2 separate regions of the Homo sapiens genome follow, and region 2 is linked to region 1. Evidence: chromatin contacts called from ENCODE Hi-C data. All regions are on one chromosome and are shown on one strand. The core of a region is the stretch at or near the end of the contact, and the rest is flanking DNA. Distances in the headings are between cores, read along the strand shown. Region 1 holds the start of RTN3 (reticulon 3). Region 2 holds the start of SYVN1 (synoviolin 1).

Region 1 (2,518 bases), core at 10-2,509:
ACAATGCAAACTAAAGGAGGTCTGCAGCTTCGTTCTTAGTCTTTCACAGAGATGGGAGAAGGGGACTCAACCAGCCCTTGCTTTGTCTGAATGTTCTCCCCCTCCCCCTTTCTGCAATAAACACCCCCCTTTGTTATACTTCGATCAATAGTAGCCCACAGAAAACATGAAATCAAAACATGTTGATAGCTTAGCATGACTCTATTTTCTAGAATATAAGCGACTGATTGCGTGTCCCCACCCCCACGCAGCGCCAGGGAAGAGCAGGCTGTTGCAGATGCAGCCACGGATCCATCTTGGACCATTAGCAGCTCCCTCCCAAATCTTCCCTGAGCTATTCTCATCACGCCTCCTTCTACCTCGGAGCCTCAGAAAAATCCGGCATTCATGGAGTCTAGCCGAAAACAGTAAAAACAAAACAAACAAACAAAAAAAACAGGCTACAATGCTTCCATTAAACTTCCTCATCCTTCCCATGGGCAGCCAAAAATATTTTGGAGGACTATCATGAATGCTTGATTATGTCAACACCTGTCTGCAAACCTGCAATGCAACCCTTTCACCACCATCCCCTCAAAAATAGTAACAAATTGTTTCTCCCACCACCCACCTGCCCGTATCCTTTCAATCTCTCTAATCCTCACTAAATCACCCAGGTTCACCATATGCATCGAGCAACTCTCCATTTTATCCCACGAGCTGGTATTTTTCCCCACCTGCCCAGTCTTGGCGTTAACGCCCACTGGACTATCTCCCCGCCCCCAACCTGTTTTCCTCACACCCCGCTATTTCCTCACCGCCTGCACAACCTTACGTTCCCCTTCCCCTTTGCCCATTTTCCAAACGCTCGTCCCCGGGGGGCTGAAGCCGTCAGTAGTCGAGGGTAATTCGTCCTCCTCCCGCCTCGCCTCCTAATCCCCCCAGCCCCCAGGCTCCCGCTCGCCCTCTTTCCCAGGGCGGGGGCTCCCCGCGCGCCTTACCCGCACAGGAGGAGCTGCAGCTCTTCGTCCCCAGGGCGGGGCAGGCTCCTGGGCTCCCGCCGCCGCCGGGCGCGGACGGCTCGGCTCCGAAGGACGACGAGGAGATGGAATGGGACTGAGTGGCCGCCGACGGCTCCGCCATGGCTACGCGAGCGAGGGTGGGAGAAGGGTGAAAAGAGATACGGGGCGGGAGAGAGGGAGGGGAAATAGAATAATCCGGCAACTGGCTCGCTCAAGTCCCTTTACTCCGCCTGCTCCGAGGACAGACTCCGACAGACTGACTGACTCAGCCGAGCGCAGCTAGAGGGCGGGAGCGCGAGCGCGCATGCGCACAAAGGGCCCCAAGCGGGTGCCAAAGCGCGCAGCGGCGCAGGGCGCAGGCGCAAGAACCGCTCCTCTGCGCTCTTGCAGGGAAGGAGGGGCAAAGCCGGCCTCACGCGGCGCCTCGCGCGCCGAGGGTTGGGGAGCGTCCCTTGGGGACCAGACGCAAAAGGCGTATCCAAGCCCCAATCCCCGCCCACGACTGCGGCTAATCGTGGAGCTGCGGGATAGTATTCCCTCCTGCCTCTTTATGTGAATGTTTTAGGGTCGGCAGATTATGTATTTTAACGGTAGAAATGTCTTTGGGCTTCCATTATGGAAACTCTCTTTCCCGTACATTCCAGAGCCTATATCTTTTGTTTGATGCATTCCCACCTGTGACTCCAATAAAAACTGAAAACCAGAGTGTAGAGTAGGCCCACTCTGCAAGGTGCTTTGTGAATCTCACTGGCTGTGTCGTAATATCTCCTCACCGAGAGGCAGAGATGGCACGGCCCCCCATTTGGTAGGTGGAGAAAGATGCTATACAGAATGAAAAACGATTACTCATTCCAATCACATTGCAATGCAGTCGCAGAACCTGCTTCGTATTCTTATCTCGTTACTGTTGCCAGAGAAGGGTCCACCTTGGGTCTTAAGGTTCTCTTTTCCTCCGAATAGACTGTCAGATAGAGACGACATATTTTAGAGAGGGAAAAAAAATGCTGAGCTGATGAAGAAGAGCCAGGAGATAAGAAAATGTTGGCTGTGATTATGGGGGATGATAAAATTAGATATTAAAAATTCAGAATAAGGCCGCAGTCAGTGGCAGAGGCCCGTAGTCTCTGCTACGGCAGAGAAGGGAGGATCACTTGAGCCCAGGAGTTGGAGTCCAGCCTGGGCCACACAGCGAGAACCTTCCTGCCTTAAAAAAAAAAAAAAAAGTAAAAAAAATCAGAATAAGGCACAAAATACACATAATTGAATTTTATTCATAGACTAAAAGAGGTCCTTAGCAGAACATGTATTTAAAACCAGATTTCTAGCCTATATTGGATTTTGTTCATTTTTTGCTTTTCCTGGGCTGGATTGCCAAATTCGAAGCCTTCTCCCTACATCTGGTCAAAATATTGGAAAGGTGCATAGTCTTTGTTAAAGGAGGACTGTTGGCTGGGCGCGGTGGCTCACACCTGTAATCCCAGCACTTTGGGAGGCCGAGGCAGGTGGATCATCTGATG
Region 2 (2,518 bases), core at 7-2,506, 1.5 Mb before region 1:
GTTATAAGCTGAAACTGTCAAGTCAACAGGTGGCAGGGAAGATGGCTGAGACCAACAGCACAGAGATTTAGAGGCAGACAGACCTGGCGCCAATCCTAGGACAGGTTTTGGTAAGCCTTTGAATTTCAATTGCCCCACGTTTCGGGGGAGGGGGTAGCACCCCCTAGCTCATAAACCTTAGTGATTGATGATTAAATGAGATGACGGAGGAAAACGCAAGGCACAAAGTGGATGCATTAGCTCCATTTTGTTAATCAGCAGGCTTAGTTGGCTGCGACCCAGACACGAACTAAAATACAGTGCAGCCCAGGACCAGTGGGGGTCTTGCTTATGGCTCAGAGCTGAACAACACATGGGCAGCAAAATCAGACACTGAGATGCGGGCAGGCCTGCGACGCTGAAGTCAATTCCTTTGAACAAACAGAACACTTCCGTCCCAAGATTAGCAGGAATTAATCTCCCAGTCTCGGGTACACCTGGTTGTCCCTCCCTGTCCTGGCGCGGCAAACGTTCCCGGAGGCCAGCCAGGGATCACTCGCCCAAGGACTGAGCTTTCCCTACTCTCAGCCAACTGGAGCGGGACCAGGGCCTAGGCAACGCAGCTGTCCGCCCCTAACAACCACTCACCTGCTTTCCCCTTTCTATAGGCCAGCAAAGGTACATTCTTTTTCTTATTGGGCCGCGTAACTTATCGCAACCAATCAGTGGCAGCCACGGGACCCAACTCACTCCCACACAACTTGTGGGGGTGATCATGGAGAAGACAAATTTTTGTTTTCCGCATCCAGTTCTCTCAGAGAGCACCGTATTTGTCAAACTGTTGTGACTCTCCCTAAATGTTTAAGAAAACATTTCATTCCCCTCAGGCTTGTATAGTCTGTCCCTGGCCTACTCCCCGCTCCAGGTGGTACAGCCCGCAAGCGGCTCCCCTTCCCAGCTGCTCGCGGGGCCGAGTCCCCCAGTCCGAGGAGGCCACTCAGCGCAGGAGCCATACCATCTGTGACTAATAAATAATAGGGGGACCTCCGACTCCCCCCTGTTGCCTTATTACCTTCCGACCACCTCTCGGACCTCTTGCCCAGCCCTTCCCCGTAGACATCACCCCAGATACGGTGGTGACACCATTGCTATGGGCCCACGTAGGGCGCAGTGCGAGCCAGGGCAGGACGCACTTGGTACGACCCACGCCGCGCCCCGCGCCGCCGGAAGTGAGGTGTCTGACCCCCGAAGTTCCGGTTCGCAGGGGGTGGGGAGTGTTGTTAACCGGAGGGGCAGCCGCAGTCGCGCGGATTGAGCGGGCTCGCGGCGCTGGGTTCCTGGTGAGTGGGGCGAAGTCTGGCCCGAGTTGTGGTTGGGGTCGGGACCCGAACCTTCCCCTTGAGGTCTCCGGAGTCGGCACGCCCCTCAGCCCCGCCGCACGCTTTCGGCCTGTCAGCTGGCCGGAGACCTCAGACGCCGGTGCGGCCGCTTTGCTCAAGCCTGGGCCCTGCCTGCGACGCCCGCAACTCCTGGTGCTCACAGGTGCGCGGCCGCGAGGGCGACCCGGCTCCTCCCGTCCCGCTGCTGCTCTCTCCCGTCCCGCTGTTTTTGTGGTGCTCTGAGTTGACACTACTCCGGGGGTCGGGGGACCCCAGGATTCCAGGCTGACGTTCCCCGCCCGCTCCCGCAGGGCGGGCGTCCGAACTGCCCACCCTAACACAGCTGTCACCGGCGCTGTCGCCTGCCCAGCCTGCTATCCTCTGTGCCTTGGCTGCTCTCAGCCCTGGCTGCGCATTCCCGCCCCTGGAGCAGATTTCTGCTGTTGCCTCCCACCCCATCTTCTCCACCGGAGGGTCAGCGGTGCAGCTCCCCCTCCTCCAACATTGCAGCTTTTCCTCATCACCTCCCTAGAGGAGGCGGCTTGGCAGGCAGCGTGGAAAGAGCCCTAGATTTGAAGCAAGACTGACCCAGGTTCCAGGCCTTGCGTCAGTGTGATCACTTAACCCCTTCGAGTCTAATTTGTAAAATGGGGTAGCGTAAGCTATTCTTTGTCTGATGATTTCGAGGGCGAAATGTGATTTCCCCCCCACTTTCTCCTATGAATTGAGGCTGTGCCAGGCACCGGGCTATTTTGCACAGCACGAGCATCACATAAGTTATTTTCTTGCCCCATGCAGGTCTCCGGGCCAGGGCAATGTTCCGCACGGCAGTGATGATGGCGGCCAGCCTGGCGCTGACCGGGGCTGTGGTGGCTCACGCCTACTACCTCAAACACCAGTTCTACCCCACTGTGGTGTACCTGACCAAGTCCAGCCCCAGCATGGCAGTGAGTTCAGGGCTCAGGGAGGGAGGAACTCCCTGGGAGGGAAGGAGGAGTCTGCCTGGGCAAGGGGCGGGGCTAGAGGTCAGGTAAGTAGGGAAGTAGCCGCCAGCTGCCTAACTTTGAATAAACTGTGATGAGGATGTGGAGGATCCTGCATGATGAGTCCCAAGGAGAGGAAAGCAGAAAGTGACCTCAAACCACAGCCTCTCCCCACTC

The links. Hi-C counts contacts between places; a loop is a spot of excess contacts on that map. Pooled maps may share reads with other maps.
Region 2: a map of naive thymus-derived CD4-positive, alpha-beta T cell shows a loop between it and region 1 (23-fold over the local background). The contact joins the promoter of SYVN1 here to the promoter of RTN3 in region 1. A Hi-C loop is called at or near these places in 1 of 168 maps with a recorded cell type or tissue (naive thymus-derived CD4-positive, alpha-beta T cell), 1 of 37 single-sample maps with no recorded cell type and 1 of 50 pooled maps.

What each region holds. Positions count from the first base shown.
Region 1 is chr11:63,680,241-63,682,758 of GRCh38, reverse strand. RTN3 (reticulon 3) reads right to left here and starts at 1,259. Exons shown (of 9, transcript NM_001265589.2): 1 at 981-1,259. The coding sequence starts at 1,122. RefSeq lists a silencer at 967-1,086.
Region 2 is chr11:65,133,257-65,135,774 of GRCh38, reverse strand. It overlaps SYVN1 (synoviolin 1), which reads left to right and starts at 1,256. Exons shown (of 16, transcript NM_172230.3): 1 at 1,256-1,319; 2 at 2,157-2,305. The coding sequence starts at 2,174. RefSeq lists silencers at 577-760, 2,477-2,518 and enhancers at 746-1,255, 614-1,517, 1,806-1,875.